Regions from separate parts of the Homo sapiens genome. Here region 1 is linked to region 2. Evidence: read pairs that join two places in POLR2A ChIA-PET (ENCODE). Cell type or tissue: PC-9. All regions are shown on one strand. Each heading gives the region's core, and the rest is flanking DNA. Links, peaks and the distances in the headings are about the cores only.

Region 1 (9,906 bases), core at 1,233-9,232, 180 kb after region 2:
TCAGCAGCACCCATACCCTATCCCCTGCACACCAAACTATCTTTGAGAAACTCCTAACCTCTGATTCTTTGGTGAGATTGATTTAAGTAATAACTCTGTCTCCCACATGGCGTGGCTGGCGTCGTGTCAATTAAACTCTTTCTTTACTGCAATGCCATGGTCTCTATGAATTGATTTTGTTTTGCAGTGGGCAGGAAGAACCTGTTGGACAGTAACAGAGAGAAGAGAAGAACCATAAGAAGTGGAATGTGAGGTGGATTGAGAGTTTAGTGGGACCAGGAAATCTAAGCAGGAGTGACCCCAGCAACAGAGGCACCTTAGGGTTTGCAGAAATCATGGGAAAGGCACTGAACTTTCCACAGTATGTAGGATAAGGACTTGAGTCTTTTTTTTTTTTTTTTTTTGAGACATTGAGACAAGGTCTCTTTGTCACTCAGGCTGGAGTGCAGTGGCATAATCATGGTTCACTGCAGCCTCGACTTCCTGTGCTCAAGTGATCTTCCTGCTTCAGCCTCCCAAGTAGCTGGGACGACAGGCAGGTACTACTATTCCCGGCTGGGTTTTTTTGTTTTTTGTTTTTTTTTTGTTTTTGAGACGGAGTCTTGCTCTTTTGCCCAGGCTGCAGTACAGTGGCATGATCTTGGCTCACTTCAACCTCTGCCTCTTGGGTTCAAGCGATTCTCCTGCCTCAGCCCCCCAAGTAGCTGGGATTACATGCACCTGCCACCACGCCTGGCTAAATTTTTGTATTTTTAGTAGAGAAGGTGTTTTGCCATGTTGGCCAGGCTGGTCTCAAACTCCTGACCTCAAGTGATCCACCTGCCTTAGCCTCCCAAAGTGCTGGGATTACAAGGGTGAACCACCACACCCAGCCCATGCCCAGCTAATCAAAAACAAATTTTTTTTTGGTAGAGATGGAGTCTAACTATGTTGCCAAGGCTGGTCTCAAATTCTTGGGCTCAAATGATCCTCCTGCCTCAGTCTTCCAAAGTGCTGAGATTACAAGCATGAGCCACCACACCTGGCTGCCATTTTTATTTTAACATTAAATGTATACATATACTACCCAAGGCTGGAAGACATAGGGACACCAAGATGACAGTTAGTGTGTGCTTTGTATATGTAGGTATGCCTCAGAGATATTATGGGTTTGGGTCCAGACTACTGCAATAAAGCAGATATCACAATAACGTGAGTCACAAGAATATTTTTGTTTCCTTGTGCACATAAAATTGTGTTATTCTACACTGTAGTCTATTAAGTGTGCAATAGCATTATGTCTTAAGAAAGCAATGTATATACCTTAATTTAAAAAATGGTTTATTGCTGAAAAATTTTCATGATCATCTGAGCCTTCAATGACTTCCGTAATCTTTTTGTGGGTAGAGTCTTGCCTTGATGTTGATGGTTGCTGACTAATCAGGGTGGTGGTTGCCAAAGGATGGGGTAGGTGTGGCAATTCTTAAAATAAGGCAGCAATGAAGTTCTCTGCATCAATTGACTCTCCCTTTTATGAAAGATCTCTCCATAGAATGGAATGCTGTTTGATAGCATTTTATCCACCATAGAAGTTCTTTCAAAATTGGAGACAATCCTCTCAAACCTGCTACTGCTTTCTGCTTTATCAACTAAGTTGATGTTATCTTCTAAATCTTCTGTTGTCATTTCAACATTGTACATGGCATCGTCACCAGGACTAGATACCCTCTCCAGAAAGCACTTTCTTTGCTCATCCATAAGAAGCAACTCCTTGTCCATTCAGGTTTTACCTTGAGATGGCAGCATTCAGTCACATCTTCAGACTCTACTTTTGATTCTAATTTTATTGCTATTTCCACCTCATCTGCTGTGACTTTCTCCAGTGAAGTCTTGAACCTCTGCAAGTCATCCATGAGGGTTGGAACCAACTTATTCCAAACTCCTGCTCATGTTGGTATTTTGACCTCTTCCCATGAATCACAAATATTCTTAGTGGCAACCAGAATGGTAAATTCTTTCCAGAATGTTTTCAATATACATTGCCCAGATTCATCAGAGGAATCCTTACGTGTGGCAGTTATAGCCTTAAGAAACGTTTTTCTTAAGAATAAGTCTTTAAAGTTGAAACTACTCCTTGATCCATGTGCTACAGAATGGATATTATGTTAGCAAGCATGAAACAACATTAATCTCTTAGTACATCTCCATCAGAACTCTTGGGTGATCAGAGGCATTGTTAATGAGCAGAAATATTTTGAAAGAAACCTTTTTTTCTGAGCAATAGGTCTTAAAGGGTGGGCTTGACCAGGCATGGTGGCTCATACTTGTAACCCAATTATTTCAGGAGGCTGAGGCGAGAGGATCACTTGAGCTCGGGAGTTCAAGATCAGCCTGGACAACATAGGGAGACCCCATCTCTACAAAAAACTAAAAAGTAATAAAAATTTTTTAAATTAAAAAAAGAGTGGGCTTAAAATATTCAGTAAAAGATGCTATAAACAGATGTGCTGTCACGCAGGCTCTGTTGTTTCATTTAGAGCACACAGGTAGAGTAGATTTAGCATCATTCTGAAGGACCCTAGGATTTTTTGAATGTTCAATGAGCATTGGCTTCAACTTCAAATCCCCAGCAGCATTATCCCCTAACAAGAGAGCCCATCCTTTAAAACCTGGAAACCAGGCATTAACTTCTCTCCAGCTATGGAAGTTCTAGGTGGCATGTTCTTCCAATAGAAGGCTGTTTCATCAGCATTGAAAACCTGTTGTTTAAAGCAGCCACCTTCATCAATGATCTTAGCTAGATCTTTTGGATAACTTGCTGCAGCTTCTGCTTTTGGAGAAAGTGCTTCACCTTGCACTTTGATGTTATAGAGATGGCTTCTTTCCTTAAACCTCATGAACCAACCTTTGCTGGCTTCAAACCTTTCTTCTGCAGCTTCCTCACCTCTCCCAGCCTTCATGGAATGGAAGAGAGTTAGGGCCTTGCTCTGAATTAGGCTTTGGCTTAAGGGAGTGTTGTGGCAGGTTTGAAATTTTATCCTACCACTAAAACTTTCTCCATATCAGCAAGAAGGCTGTTTTGCTTTCTTATCATTTGTGTGTTCACTGGAGTAGCACTTTTAATTTCCTTCCAGAACTTTTTCTTTGCATTCACAACTTCACCGACCCGTGCAAGAGGCCTAGCTTTTGGCCTATCTCAGCTTTAGACATGCCTTCCTCACTAAGCTTAATCATTTCCACCTTTTGTTTAAAGTGAAAGACAAGTAACTATTCCTTTCAGTTGAAAACTTGGAGGCCTTTGTAGGGTCATTAATTGACCTAACTTCAACACTGCTGTGTCTCAGAATAGGAGACCCAAGATCAGGGAGAGAGACAGGGAAACAGCCAGTCGGCAGAACAGTCAGAACACATATGACATTTATAAATTAAGTTCACTATCTTCTACGGGCATGGATCATGGCACCCCAAAACAATTACAATAGTTACATCAAAAATCATTGATCAAAGTCTGGACATAGTGGCTCATACCTGTAATCCCAGCACTTTGGGAGGCTGAGGCAAGAGGATTACCTAAGCCCAGGAGTTCAAGATCAGCCTGGGCAATAAGGTGAGACCCCATCTCTACAAAAACAGCTAAAAAATTAGCCGGGCATGTTGATGTGCACCTGTGGTCCTAGCTATTCGGGAGGCTGAGGGGAGGCTCTCCTGAGCCCAGGAAGTCAAGGCTGCAATGAGCTGTGTTCATGTCACTACACTCCAGCCTGGATGACAGAGTAAGACCTTGTCTCAAAAATAAATAAATAAATAAATACATAAATAAATAACTGATCACAGATCTCCATGTATATATAATAATAATGAAAAAGTTAAAAATACTGTGCGAATCACCAAAATGTGACACAGAGACACGAAGTGAGCACGTGCTGTTGAAAATGGAACTGGTAGGCTTGCTTAACACAGAGCTACCACAAACTTTCCTTGTTTTTGTTTTTTGTTTTTTGTTTTTTTGAGATGGAGTTTTGCTCTTGTTGCCCAGGCTGGAGTGCAATTGCACAATCTCAGCTCACCACAACCTCCACCTCCCGGGTTCAATCAGTTCTCCTACCTCACCCTCCTGAGTAGCTGAGATTACAGGTATGCACCACCAAGCCCAGCTAATTTTGTATTTTTAGTAGAGACGGAGTTTCTCCATGCTAGGCAGGCTGGTCTTGAACTCCCGACCTCAGGTGATCCACCCGCCTTGGCCTCCCAAACTGCTGGGATTACAGGCGTGAGCCACCGTGCCCAGCCAAACCTTCCATGTTTTAAAAATGCAGTATCTGAGAAGTGCAATAAAGTGAAAAACAGTAAAACAAGGTATGCCTGTGTGTGAATGAAGAAATGGATAAAAGAATGAACCTAGACTGTACTACCAGGTACAATACCAACTCTGGTATTTAAACCATAGGGGAGCATCCCAAACCATGCCAGATAAATGAGTCATGCTCTATCAACAACAGTAAGAGTCTTTAGACTTGCTCCAGAATTGTAAGTCTACAGTGGCACTCCCTCACTTGGGCCTGTGCTGATCCTTCCTTTGGCTTTGTCTTTGCAGTTACTGACTCTCAGGCTCTGTGTCCACCTCTTTCACAGCTATGAATGGGGAAACTATCCAAGGCTGATTCTCCACTTGCTTGTGAGGTGTTCAATTTGCTTTATTTGACCATTTTTTTCTCCTAGTAAGAAGCAAGAAAATCCACCATAAGCTCTGAGGAACAATCACACCAGACTGAGCATTTTTATTTCTTGAGCCTTTGCCTAAGAAAGAGTGTGGATCATACTTTCTAATACAGTCAGGATGGAATATCAAAATGTGAGTATATCATGTCCAAGCAGCAGGTGGGGGCCCCATAAGAGAGGTGCTGGTTTAAAAGTCTTTCCCTCATGATTTTCAGATTTTCCTAATTGGGGCTACAAGTTCATATTCAGATGTTGTGTTTCTTCTGATTTTGGAATCTGTAAACCTTCCCCCTCTCCCTACGGAAGCCCTAGTTTTTGCAACAGCTCTCCATCTGCACATGCATCTCATTGTGGGGTGCAAAGGGCTGGTGGCGAGATTTTCCAGTGTGCCTGGCTAACCTGTCATAACTAAAATTTATGGAGCAAAATAGAAATGTAGGTGGTTGCTGTGTTGTCACAATGACCGTGAATTGAGTTTGGGGACTGTATGAAAATAGAGGAATATTCTTGGTTTGATGGAAATGTATAGTGTATTTTCCGGCAATTTCTCAAATTCAGTTATTCAAATCTCACATCTATTTAAGCCGGTCTATGGATCCTGTGTAGGGGATCAAATTACACAGATTGAATTCTTGACAAAATTTCTGGAAACAGGACCCTTTCAGGTTTATCAAATTCTACGTGGGTCTGTGTCTTTCATTGTCCTTGACTATTTTGCAAATCTGTAGAAATTGAAGTTAAGTGGTGGAAGGTTGGTGGTGATGTACATGATTCCTGTTCTTAGAAATAAGAATGACTTTTGTCCAATGAAGGTGTATTGATTTCCACTCTATGGAAGAGGCTAGTTTTGCATCTATAGGCAAAATTAATTCAATATTTCTGATTGCCTATATATGTGTTTTGTCCTTGAATTCTCCTTTCAACCAATTTTTACTTCTTACTGGTTTCCTTATTAAATAATAAGTGAAATAGACTGGGCGCGGTGGCTCACGCCTGTAATCCCAGCACTTTGGGAGGCCGAGGCAGGCAGATCACGAGGTCAGGAGATCGAGACCATCCTGGCTAACATGGTGAAACCCCGTCTCTACTAAAAATAGAAAAAATTAGCTGGGCGTGGTGGTGGGCACCTGTAGTCCCAGCTACTTGGGAGGCTGAGGCAAGAGAATGGCGTGAACCCGGGAGGGAGAACTTGCTGTGAGCCGAGATTGTGCCACTGCACTCCAGCCTGGGCGACAGAACGAGACTCCGTCTCAAAAAAAATAAATAAGTAAAAATAAATAAATAATAAGTGAAACAAGATTTTTGGCATTGTGTAATTGCATGGGTTTTTTAAAAATTACTCTTCAACATCCTGATTCTCCAGCAACTTATTCATTCCCAGAAGTGAGGGTGGCATTGAATGAGAGAAGAATCCTGTGTTTCTGACTCATCATTTACCCAGAAGAGAGTGAGCTGACAGAGCTATGTGAAAGGACAAGATAATGTTTACCCTTATTCCTGGACACCGAGGCTCTAAATTCGAATTTCTTTCAGTATACAGTTATAACATTACGTTTGCACAGCCACATGTGAAGATGTTGTGGTGCTCCTTTTTTTAATCTTACATTTTTAACTAATTTACTTACATAACCAAAAATGAGAAGAACAGGGAAGAATCCTGGTCTTAGAGAAGCAAGATGGAAAATTAAACGCGAGGGGATCTCTCTGTCTCTCCCTCTACCACTTATTTCTTAACCTGTTTGCACGTTAATTTCCTTCTCCCAGACTGGCTTCTCCACAAGCTGTAGACCTGCTGCTAGCATCTCAACATCTCTTAACTTATATCCTCTGTGGAAAAAACCAAGAACACCATTAGCATAAGCCTTTCAGTAATGCCGGCGTGAAAAGGAGCGTTCTAACTTGGGAAGGAGGGTGGAATTTTTTATAGGGCTTCAGCAGGCAGGGTCAGCTCAAGTTCACTTTGTTTTAAGAACAAAGATGGTTCCTAGAAAAGGAAGGAATTTTCTTTAGCAATTAGCGGTCACTGTTTGGACAACTTGGATTTTACCAAGAGGAGTGGGAGGAACAGTCCGGTCATGTGTGAGCGGCGGGGGTGGGGAGGAACAGCTACAGTGGACAAGGACATGGAGGCCTACAGTGGAAAATTTTCATTTCTTCAGAGTCTCTTACATCTTACAGTCTCAGGACCTTTGAGAGCCTTCTCCCCACTTCAGTCAATCTGACTTGCTTATCCCTGGACCACTCACTGTGGTCAAGGAGGCAGAGTCAAAGAAGAGACTGTTTCTGGTCAGACCTGAAAGCTAGAACAGGGGGAGGAGCCACTCTTTAAAAAGAGGGAGCAGCGGGCTGGGCGCGGTGGCTCACGCCTGTAATCCCAGCACTTTGGGAGGCCGAGGCGGGAGGATCACAAGGTCAGGAGATCGAGACCATTCTGGCTAACACGGTGAAACCCCGTCTCTACTAAAAATACAAAAAATTCTCCGGGCGTGGTGGCAGGCCCTGTAGTCCCAGCTACTCCGGAGGCTGAGGCAGGAGAATGGTGTGAACCCGGGAGGCGGAGCTTGCAGTGAGCCGAGATCGCGCCACTGCACTCCAGCCTGGGCGACAGAGTGAGACTCAGTCTCAAAAAAAAAAAAAAAGGGAGCAGCCCAGACTTGGCTGATGAGGGCATCGCAGTAACAGGGCAGCCCTCGCCTTCCTCCCCATTTGTGTCTACGAAACCCTTCTTTTCCTCCTTCCAGGTGAAAGGCTCAGTGCTGCCTGTCGGGAGCACTGCTTCGAGGAGACCGATCCAGAGAACTTTCAGCCTAGGGAGTACGGCGCGCAAACCCAGCTGAGGTGAAAGTCTCATTGGGGAGCAGCTCCCAGCACAAACTGCTGAAAGGCTGGCCGCAGCCCTGCTGCCCAGATTTCTTCTTCAGCACTCTCTAACTCCCTAGAGCTTTTAAAATGTCCCCTGTGGTCACTCTGTATACCAGGGAAGACAAACGGGTTTGGCTTCATGCCTGCATTGGCAGTGCTGGGTGCCTCTTCATCCTTCTCTCTCTCCTCTTTTTGGCAGAAAAACCCTTTTCAAATATCCAAGCCCCTTCTTCTCTATAAAAAATAAGACAGATGTGAGCTATGAACATCGTTACTGGTGAAAAAATTAAGATTTAGGAAAGGAAATATCTGTCCTCATCATTTTGCCAGAAGAGCAGAGTAGTTACAGTCATGGACTTTAACTCAAAATCCACAGAATTTGAGTCCTGGCTTCCCACTTACTGATTCCGTGACCTTGGGCAAATACTTAACCTCAGTAAGCCCCAGCTTCTTATTTAGGAAATGGGGAATAACATGTACCTCAAAATTTAGGGGAATAATGCATGTAAAGAATATGCCATTGTGTCTGACATATATTAAAATCCAAAATTACAGTAATTTTTGTGATTATAAAAATGATGGTGATAACATGAAAGTAACTAATTAAATAAAATTATGTATATTAAAAATATAAAAATATGATTTTACCACCATCACCACTCCCAATATTAGCATTTTTAAAATAGAATTTTACAATTAAGACCTCAGATGATCTCACGTGGTGGTCAAGCTGTCACTTCTCTAAAGTGGCCTCAATTGCTCCAGGGCCAGAAAGTAGGAAAATTGGAACACAGGAGCGCTGGGCATGACGTCTCATGCCTGTGATCCCAGCAATTTGGGAGGCTGAGGTGGGCAGATCACTTGAGGTCAGGAGTTCAAGACCAGCCTGGCTAACACGGTGAAACCCTGTCTCTACTAAAAATACAAAAATTAGCCAGGGCGTGGTGGCAGGTGCCTGTAATCCCAGCTACTTGGGAGGCTGAAGAAGGAGAATTGCTTGAACCTGGGAGGCAGAGGTTGCAGTGAGCTGAGATGGCACCACTGCACTCCAGCCTGGGCAACAGAGTGAGACTCTGTCAAAAAGAAAGATGAAAGAAAGAAGAAAGAAAAGAAAAGAAAGAAAGAAAGAAGAAGGAAAGAACAGAAAGAAAGAAAGAAAAAGAAAAGAAAGAAAGAAAAAGAAAGAAAGAAAAAAGAAAGAAAGAAAGAAAGAAAGAAAGAAAGAAAGAAAGAAAGAAAGAAAGAAAGAAAGAAAGGGAGGGAGGGAGGGAGGGAGGGAGGGAGGGAAGGAGGGAGGGAGGAAGGAAGGAAGGAAGAAAGAGAGAAAAAAAGAAACACAGGAAACCTCTGCCCTGAAGAATGGGGTACGTAGACCAGGGACCAGGTCCCCTCATTTCAGTGTTACCTCCAGGCTCTGTGTGTGTGTGTGTGTGTGTGTGTGTGTGTGTGTGTGTGTGTGTGTGAAGGCAGGGGTGGGGTGAGCATGTGTGCACGTGGGGATGTGTATGTGTGTGCATCCATGTGCATCTTTGTGCCTGGATCTGTGTATGTTCATGGGATGTGATGATTAAACAGTATGTGACATCAGAAATTATCAACATTGACACTGATTACAGATGCTGGAAAATTAGCAATGTAGAAAGGGGAAATGAAATTTGGCTTAGCTGTGAAAAAGTAATACTAATTACAGTCATTTACATGAGCCCCTCACCATTTATGCTTAATTACCATGCAGCACAATCATAATCATGTGTATCATTAAATACGTGCCCAGTTAACTTTCATGTACGTTGTCTTGATTAGAATGATGGGCTCTGCTCTACTTAGACGTTCTGCTCAGACTTTATAGTACGTGGAGTGTGCAGCTTGGACACTCATTCACGGAGACATTGCTTAAAGTCCCTGCTACTTCAGGGGCTATCAAGAGGGACCTGACTCCCCAGATTCCAGAACTGCTTGCCAGGCTGTATTGACAGGTACTGTAGTTTGAGAAAGCCCTCTCAACCGCATCCCAATGCAGGGAAGAAGAAAGTATTGGACTCTCTCCCTTTTCTTCCTCTCCCATCCCCACAGGATATCAGAGGGCCCAGGGAGCTCACCTCCCACAGCTAAGGGGACATACATAGCTAAAAGGACAGGACACATCTGTACACAATCACTGTCCCCTCCCCCAACCCCCCACACACATCATAAGATAGTATCAGAGAGATACAGAGAGAAATAGAAAGACATGCAAGCCAAGAGACATGGAGAGAGCAAAAAAGAGATGTAAGAGGCACCAAGAGAGGCAGACAGAAGCAGAGACAAGTAGAGAGGCACGCGGACAGAGAGAGAGATATAAAAAGT
Region 2 (9,906 bases), core at 654-8,653:
GCTGTGTAATATTCCATGTCGTATATGTATACCACATTTTCTTTATCCAGTCCACCACTGATAAGCATCTAGGTTGACTTCATGTCTGTGCTATCGTGAATAGTGTTGCAATGAACATACACGTGCATGTGTCTTTATGGTAGAACGATTTATATTCCTTTGGCTATATAACCAGCAGTGGAATTGCTGGGTTGAACAGTAGTTCTCTTTTAAGTTCTTTGAGAAATCTCCAGACTGCTTTCCACAGTGGCTGAACTAATTTACATTCTCACCAGCAGTGTATAAGCATTCTCTTTTCTCTCTGTAACCTTGTCAACATCTGTTATTTTTTGACTTTTTAGTAATAGCCATCAAAAATAGTTTTCAATTTAAAAAAACTAGCAATGTTCATTGTTTTCTTTGAAACATGGGAAAGTTTCATTGGATATCTTTCATATTATTGTTTCTTCTCATGTTCAGAAATGCATTTTAGATGCTTGTGATTGATTCTGCCTTTCCAGATTGGTCGGTGTTGCAATGACTATGCAGATGTCAGTGAAAGTGTGAGCGGTCTACAAGCCCTGGAACATGATGTGAAGTCATTACTTGTTTTTTGTGTCATTGTTGTTTGTTTGTTTATTTTTGAGTGGGAGTCTCGCTCTGTCACCCAGGCTGGAGTGCAGTGGCACGATCTCGGCTCACTGCAACCTCTGCCTCCCAGGTTCAAGCTATTCTCCTGCTTCAGCCCCCCAAGTAGCTGGGACTACAGGCGCCTGCCACCATACCCAGCTAATTTTTGTATTTTTAGTAGAGACGGGGTTTCACCATGTTGGCCAGGCTGGTCTTGAACTCCTGACCACAGGTGATCCACCCACCTTGGCTTCCCAAAGTGCTGGAATTACAGGCATGAGCCACCGTGCCCAGCCGCATTACTTGTTTTTGATGCTCAGCTATATTGCTTCCCGTCTGAAAGGAAAACTCCCGTTTCCTCTGTACTTTACTCTCAACACTCACCCCACTTCACTGCTGACATCAAATGTATGTTGCTGCTATTGTTGTTGTTGTTGTTTTCCCACACCAACTGTCTGGACACCAACTAGGTGTCCCACAATTCAAATAAATTCTGACACTACTCCCTGAGCTTAGCCTAAACTCCTCAGAAGAAGGGCTCAGTCCTGCAAGACTGCCCTTACTTCCTATGCCAGTTCCAAGTCGGCTGTGAGTCTGACTGACCAGCTATTAATTGGAAGTTCCCACAACCCCCACCCCTGTGCCAACTTCAGTTTTAATAATTTGCTAGAACTGGCCGGGCACGGTGTAATCCCAGCACTTTGAAAAGCCTGTAATCCCAGCACTTTGAGAAGCCAAAGTGGTGGATCACCTGAGGTCAGGAGTGCGAGAGCAGCCTAGCCAATGTGGTGAAACCCCGTCTCCACTAAAAATATAAAAATTAGCTGGGTATGGTGTGGTGCTCGCCTGTAATCCCAGCTACTTGGGAGGCTGAGGCATGAGAATTGCTTGAACCCAGGAGGCAGAGGTTGCAGTGAGCCGAGATCACGCCGCTGCACTCCAGCCTAGGCAACAGAGTGAGACTCCATCTCAAAAAAAAAAAAATTGCTACAACAGCTCGAAGAACTCAGTAAAAAGTTTACTTACTGAATTACCAGTTTACCATAAAACGATACAACTCAGGAACAGCCAGATAGAAGAGACACATAGGGCCAGGTAGGCTGGAAAGGGTGTGCAGTTTCCATTCCCTCTTCAAGCACACCACCCTCCCAACACCTCCCTGGGTTCCACAACCTGGAAGCTGTCTCTGAACCCTGTCCTTTTGGGGTTTTACTGAGGCCTCATTCTGTAGGCATGATTGATTAAGTCATTGACCATTGTGGTTAAGTCAATCTTCAATCTCTCTCTCCTACCGGATATAGGGGTTTGGGGGGCTAAAATTTCAAACCCTCTAACCACATGGTTAGTCGCCCTGGCAACCAGCCCCCATCCTGAGGCTATCCAGGAGCCCCCAGCTATCAGTCGTTCATTAGCATACACAAAGGCATTTATCACTTCAGTGATCCCAGTGATTTTAGGATTATGGATTTCTGTATTAGTTTGTTCTTGCATTGCTATAAAGAAATACCTGAGTCTTGGCAATTTATAAAGAAAAGAGATTTAGGCTGGGCTCAGTGGCTCATGCCTATAATCTTGGCACTTTAGGAGGCCGAGGTGGGTGGATTGCTTGAGCTCAGGAATTTGAGATCCTGTGCAGCATGGTGAAACCCCATCTCTACCAAAAATACAAAAATTAGATAAGCTGGGTGGCTCACATCTGTATTCCCAGCTACTTAGGAGGCTGAGGTGGGAGGATTGCTTAAGCCTGGGAGGCTGAGGCTGCAGTGAGCTGTGATCACACTCCTGCATTCCCACCTGGGTGACAGAGTGAGACCCTGTCTCCAAAAAAAAAAAAAAAAAAAAAGAGGAAGAAGAAGAAAAGAAAAGAAAAGAGTTTTTATTGCCTCACAGTTCCACAGGCTGTACAGGAAGGATGATACTGGCATCTGCTCAGTGTCTGGGGAGACCTCAGAAAACTTACAATCATGGTGGAAAGTAAAGCAGGAGCAGGCATGTATTACATGACAGGAGCAGGAGCAAAAGAGAAAGGGGAGGTACCGTACACTTTTAAACAACCAAATCTTGTAAGAACTCACTCACTATCATGAGAACAGCACCAAGGAAATGGTACTAAACCATTCATTCATGAGAAATCCGCCCCATGATCCAATCACCTCCCACCAGCCTCACCTCCAACATTGAGAATTACAATTCAACATGATATTTGGTAGGGACACAGATCCAGAGCACATCAAGCTGTGTGCCAAGGGAGTGAAAGGAAAGTGACCAAATATGTATTTCTTCTTCTTATTTTTTTTAAAAAATAGAGATGGAGTCTCATTATGTTACCCAGGCTGGTCTCGAACTCCTGGGCTCAAGCAATCCACCTGTTTTGGCCTCCCAAAGTGCTAAAATTATAGGCATGAACCCCCACGCCCCACCTTTTTCTTTTTCTTTTACACCATGCCATACTCATTAGATTACATAAGAAAGTCCAATATGGAAATAGTTAACAGTTGCTCCTCTCTTCTTCCCAAGAAAAGTATCAAAACCACATTATTGCACAGGGGAATTCTACCAAATCTTTAAAATGCAGATAATTCTAGTTATATTTAAACTCTTCTGGAGCCTAAAAAAAGAAGAAAAGCTTCCTAATTATTTTTATGAAGGGAATATAAAATACATAATGGACAAAGACTACAAAATTTACAAAAGCTAAGGCCAGGTGTGGTGGTTCATGACTGTAATACCAGCACTTTGAGAGGCCGAGGTGGGAGGATCACTTCAGCCCAGGAGTTAAAAACCAGCCCGGGCAATCTAGGCAGACCTTGTCTTTACAAAAAAATTGTTTTAATTAGCTAGGCACAGTTATGTGTGCCTGTAATCCCAGCTACTTGGAAGGCTGAGGCAGGATGCTTACATGAGTCCAGGAGTTGGAGGTTGCCATGAGCTATGATCATGCCACTCCACTCCATCCTGGACAACAGTGTGAGACTCTGTCTTAAAAAAACAAAAAAAGATACAAAGCCATAGACTAGTCTTTCAATTAATATCAATACTAAATAAATTATTAATAAGCAGAATCCAACGGCAATTTATGACTATGAAGGTTTTTTTCTCCTATGAATATATGGATGGCTCAACTCTAGAAAAATCTAATAATATTTATTGTCTATCAAATGATCATCTCCATGGATGCTAAAAAGGAATGTGACAAAATTCAACAATGATCCTAGATAATAAAACAAAGAAACTTTCAATAAAAGAAATGTTGACCATAAAGCCAAACTTCATAAAATATTTAAAGAAGTTTATTCTGAGCCAATATGAATGACCATGGCTCAGGTTACAGTTTGGTTTTAGACACTGGGGAGTGGGGAATGCTTGAGTGAAGACAAGGTGGGTTGTGGAAGCCAAGGTTCTTGTTTTGTAGATGGAGCCTCCAGGTAGCTGCCTTAGAGAGAATAGATGGTACATATCTCTTTTCAGAACATAACAGTGTCAGATTCTCATTTAATCTCTCCTAGATCTGGGAAAGACCTAAAAACAGAAGGAGATTCTTTACAGACACAAACTTCCTCATGAAAGACAGGTTTTCAGGGCCATTGCAAAATATGTTAAGAAAATATATTTTGGGGTAAAATATTTTTATTGCCTTCAGGATCTGCTATCTGTTATGTGATGGTATATCAGAGTTGGGTTGGAATTTGCTATTTTATTGCCAAAGCATCTGTTTTATCAGACTTATGCTCTGTATTTTAACAGTAATGCTGGTCAGTTAAGCCCAAACTCCGAAAGAAAAGGGGGTATAATGAGGCATGTCCAACTTCTCTTCCCCTTCATAGCCTGAAATTTAGTTTAGTTTGTGGTTGTTGTTCTGAGACAAGGTCTCACTCTGTCACCCAGGCTGGAGTGCAGTGGTGATCATGGCTCACTTCAGCCTTGAACTCCTGGGCTCTAGTGATCCTCCAGCCTCAGCCTCTGGAGTAGCTGGGACTACAGGCATGTGCCACCACACCCAGCTAATTTTTTAAATTTTTTGTAGAGATGGAGTCTTGCTCCGTAGTCCAGGCTGGTCTCAAACTCCTGGCCTCAAGCTATCCTTCCACTTTGGCCTCCCAAAGTGTTGGGACTACAGGTGTGAGCCACCCTGCCCAGACAAATATCTAAATTATTTGACAAAAAATTTTATTACTATACAACCACAAAAATTCTAGAAGATCTGAGGACATAATTTTTTTGTAACCTTGGAGAAACAAAAACTTTCCACTAAAAACTTATAGAACATTTAACTATATGATAGAGTAAATTTCCTGAAGACTATAAAATACCAAATTGATTTAAGAAGAGCTAGAATCTGACTAGAGCAATAATCATTAAATAATTGAAAAGGCACTCAGCACTTACGGGGGCCAGCCTACAAGACGTTCTCAAATAAACTTTTGCCTCCTACTATCAGGCCCTCTCTGAATCAGGGCTAAATCAGAGATGGCCCAGTGACCAATAGAATAAGAAAAAAAGTGACAGTGTGTGACTTCCAAGAATAGGTCATTAAAAGACATTGTGTCTTTTATCATGCTCTTTTTAACTGCTTACTCTAGGGCAAGCTTGTTCAACCTGCAGCCTATGGGTGCATGTGGCCCAGAATGGCTTTGAATATGGCCAACACAAATTCATAAACTTTCTTAAAAAATTAAGAGTTTTTTTTTTTTTTTTTAGCTCATCAGTTATCGTTAGTGCTAGTGTATTTTATGTGTTGCCTAAGACAATTCTCCTTCTTCCAGTGTGGCCCAGGGAAGTCAAAAGATGGCTTCCCTGCAGTCTAGGGGAAGCCAGGCACCATGCTATGAGGACACTCAAGCAGTCCTTTGGAGAGACCCATGAGAAAAGGAACAGAGGTTCCTGGCCAATAGCCAGCACTGACTTGGCAGTCATGTTAGTGAGACATTTTGATCCATCAGCCCCAATAAAGCTTTGTGATCACTGTGGACCCAGCCAACATCTAAGTGCAACCTCATGAGAAACCTTAAGCCAGAACCACATAACTGAGCTGCTCCCAAATTCCTGACTCACAGAATCAATGAGATAATGAATGGTTATTGTTGTTTTAGGCCATTGAGTTTTGGGATAATTTCTAACACAGCAATAGATAAACAATACAGAACTCTACCTCTAAAAAAGGCACTAAACCAATATAGCTTTAATAAACTTCTTTTGGGCCTTCAAGAAATTGACCATATTTATGCTACTTAAACCCTTCTTGGGCCAAAAAAAAAAAAAAAGTATTTCTAATGCATTCTGTGAAATAAACATAACTCTGATATCAAAACCAGACCAGGTATAGTATCCAGACAAATAACCAAATGGACAGATAGCCAGAAACCTAGAGAGATAAGCAATCAAACATTTAAGCTATCTCAGCTATGACCATATGTACAGGTATCTTAATTAAAATATTTGTAAAGTTGATCCAGCAGTGTATTAAGATAACAAAACATTATAATTAGAGTTTGATTGAATTAGTTCATCACTCAAAAAATGTATCATTGTAATTCACTACATTAGCATATCAATAAAGTTTATAATAATATCAATAGACAGTAAAAAAAAATCACTTGATAAAATTCAGCAGCAATTACATTGACCACATCTTAGTAAACTAAGATTAGAAATAAACCTGGAAAAGGGTGAAAGCTGAAACTCAATAAGTCCAACGCATAATGTAAATCATTCAAAGAATTCCTATTTAAATTAGAAGAAAATCAAATATTTCCTCTAACAACACTATTATTGAAAAATTGTACTTGAAATTTTACCCAATTTAATTAACTCAGAAAAAGGGAAATATTAAGAAGGAAGAAACAAAACTGACTTTGAGAGTATAGAGTTGAAACTATAGCACTAAGTCTACAGGTAAAATTAATCAAAAAAAGCAAAAGAGAGAGAGGTTAAGGGAGTTTAATATGGTGTCTCAATAAAAGGTCAATGTACAAAAATTAAAGAAATAATAAATTTGGAAATAACATACAAAAAGTCTCATTTACAACAGCAGAAAAGTATAAAACACTTAGGAATAGAGATAACAATAAGTGGGTACACTTGTACTAAGAAAACTAGAGTGGCTGGGTGCAGTGGCTAACGCCTGTAATCTCAATACTTTGGGAGGCCAAGACAGGAGGACTGCTTATGGTTAGAAGTTTAAGACCAGCTTGGGCAACAAAGCAAGACCCTGTCTCTACAAAAAATAAAAATAAATTTTAAAAAATTAAGAAAGGAAAACTAGAAAACTGTTTTCAAAGATACAAAAGACATGAGTAAATTAAGAGAGACAAAAGTTTCTGGAATGGACAAATAAACTATGCAAAGACTTTAAGTCTTTCAAATTACGGTATAAATTCAATATAATTCCAAACAAAATCTTACCAATTTTTGAAATGACAAGCCAACTTGAAAGTTTACATGAAGGCAAGGAGATTCCGGGCCAAGGTCGCGGCAGTAGTCGGCAAGCGTTTGATTCTCTGGCATTGGATCGCGAGCGGTGTCTGCTTGTTCCGCAGAGGGCTCCCAGGACAGATTTGTCCATTAGTTTAACTTCATTTTCAAATGCTCCATTTTGCATGCTCAATTTTGAAACTAGCCCGTGTGTTTGGCAGAATTTGACTGAATTCAGGGGTGAGAGTTTGATCCAGTCCAGTGTATTTGAATTTGAGCATGCAGTTCAACCAGTGTTTACAATGGAATTTCTGAAGACTTGTGTACTTAGAAGAAATGCGTGTACTGTGGTTTGCTTCTGGAGAAGCAAAGTTGTCCAAAGGCCTTCCATTAGAAGGATTAGTACTACCTCTCCAAGGAGCACTGTCATGCCTGCTTGGGTGATAGATAAGTATGGGAAGAATGAAGTGCTTCGATTGACTCAGAACGTGATGATACCTATCATACGCTAGCCAAATGAAGTCACTGTAAAAGTTCACCCTGCCAGTGTAAATCCTATAGACGTCAATATGAGAAGTGGTTATGGAGCTACAGCTTTAAATATGAAGCGTAATCCTTTACACATGAAAATCAAAGGAGAAGAATTTCCTCTGACTCTGATTCGGGATGTCTCTGGAATGGTGATGGAATGTGGGCTGGATGTGAAGTACTTCAAGCCTTGAGATAAGGTCTGGGCTGCAGTTCCTCCTTGGAAACAAGGCACTCTTTCAGAGTTTGTTGTAGTCAGTGGAAATGAGGTCTCTCACAAACCCAAATCACTCACTCATATATCAAGCTGCCTCTTCGCCATATGTGGCTCTCACAGCCTCATCTGCCATAAACAAAGTTGGTGACCTGAATGACAAGAATTGCACAGGAAGACGTGTTCTAATCTTAGGCGCTTCAAGCGGAGTTGGTAGTTTTGCTATACAGGTAATGAAAGCATGGGATGCTCGTGTGACAGCAATTTGCGCTCAAGATGCCAGTGAGCTTATAAAGAAGCTTGGGGCAGATGATGTAATTGATTACAAATTTGGAAGTGTGGAAGAGCAGTTGAAATCCTTAAAACCGTTTGATTTCATCCTTGGTAATGTTGGCGGATCCACTGAAACATGGGCTCAGATTTTCTCAAGAAATGGTCAGGAGCCACCTATGTGACTTTGGTGAGTCCTTTCCTCCTGAACATGGACTGATTGGGCATAGCAGATGGCATGTTACAGGCAGGAGTCACCATAGTCTCGAAGGCATTAAAGCATTTCTGGAAAGGAGTCCATTATCGCTGGGCGTTTTTTGTGGCCAGTGGTCCACGTTTAGGTGACATTGCAGAACTGGTGGATGTGGGAAAAATTGGGCCAGTTATTGAACAAACCTTTCCTTTTTCTAAAGTTCCAGAAGCCTTCCTTAAGGTGGAAAGAGGACACATATGAGGAAAGACTGTAATTAATGTTGTTTAAATAAAAATGCGGTTTAGTGATTAAAAAAAAGAAAGTTTATATGAAAGAGAAATTGGTTGGTAAAAGCTGCCTATTTTTGGAAATTAAAAAAAGTAGAGAAGGGAACCTTGTCCTACCAGATAATAAAACACGCTATAAAGCTATAGTAATTAAAACAGTGTGGTATCAGTGCAGAAGAACAGTATCGACAAATAGTATCAATGTAACAGTAAGTTCAGAATAGACATTGTTTGAATCATAATCCTGTTTATAATACAGGAAACATTTCAAATAAGCAAAAACTGAACTATAAAATAAATGGTGTTGAAATCATTGGAGATTCATCCAGAAAGAAAACTATACTAACATCCTTGCCTCAAAGTATGCTATAAATGTTAAAAACAGAAGAACTGTGAAGAAAATATAGGGAATACTGTATATTCATAATCTTGGGTGAGGAAGACCAAGAAAAAGATATGCACTTGACCACATAAAAATTTAAAAATTTGATACTAAGAAAGAGATCATAAATGATTTTTTTTTTGAGATAGGGTCTTGCTCTGTCACCCAGGCTGGAGTAGCACAATCGTGGCTCACTGCAGCCTGGACCTCCCAGGCTCAAGCAATCCTTCCACCTCAGCCTCCCAAGTAACTGGAACTACAGGCATGCACCAACATGCCCAGCTTATTAGTGTACTTTTTGTACAGACAGGGTCTCACTTTTTTGCCCAGGCTGGTCTCAAACTCTTGAGCTCAAGTGATCCTTCACACATAGTCTCCCAAAGTGCTAGGATTATAGGCATGAGCCACCATGCCCAGCCCATAAATAAAATTAGTAGACAAATGACATGCTAGGAAGAAAAGAATTTGCAACATATTTTACAGACAAATATTAATATTCCTATTATACAAAAAGTTTCTATAAATCAAAAATAAATATTTACCATCCTAGTTTAAAATATGGACAAAAGGGTGCTCATTTTGGTAATATACATACTAAAATTGGAATGATACAGAGAAGATTAACATGGCCCTGCACAAAAATGACTACAAATGCATGAAGTGTTCCATATTTTTTCATTTATTTCTAAAAATCTAAAGACCATAAATTGCTTAAATCTTTAAAATTGAGCCAGAGGTAATTATATATCATATTATTATATATTATATTATATTATACATATATATATTTGAGATGGAATCACGCTCTGTTGCCCGGGCTACAGTGCAATGGCGCAATCTTGGCTCACTGCAAACTTCGCCTCCCTGATTCAAGCAATTCTCCTGCTTCAGCCTCCCGAATAGCTGGAATTACAGGCACTCGCCACCATACCCAGCTAATTTTTGTATTTTTAGTAGAGACAGTGTTTCACCCTGTTGATCAGGTTGGTCTTGAACTCCTGACCTCAAGTGA

The links. ChIA-PET counts read pairs that join two places held together with the same protein. Peaks named below come from ENCODE experiments on the same cell type or tissue, not always from the same donor. Only the 100,000 strongest peaks of a DNase experiment are listed, where the experiment ranks them.
Region 1: POLR2A ChIA-PET joins it to region 2 with 7 read pairs; 4 of 35 experiments call an interaction of 5 or more read pairs at or near these places.

What each region holds. Positions count from the first base shown.
Region 1 is chr12:76,305,842-76,315,747 of GRCh38, forward strand. It overlaps LNCOG (lncRNA osteogenesis associated), which reads left to right. Exons shown (of 4, transcript NR_146531.1): 4 at 1-128. Among named protein-coding and RNA genes, the nearest start is that of BBS10, 38 kb to the right of the region's middle. In PC-9, for the core only: no CTCF peak of the experiment used is centred there; DNase peaks (open chromatin) are centred at 1,540 and 4,460.
Region 2 is chr12:76,130,103-76,140,008 of GRCh38, forward strand. It overlaps the pseudogene RTN4IP1P1 and the pseudogene RNU6-1271P. Among named protein-coding and RNA genes, the nearest start is that of NAP1L1, 50 kb to the left of the region's middle. In PC-9, for the core only: no CTCF peak of the experiment used is centred there; no DNase peak of the experiment used is centred there.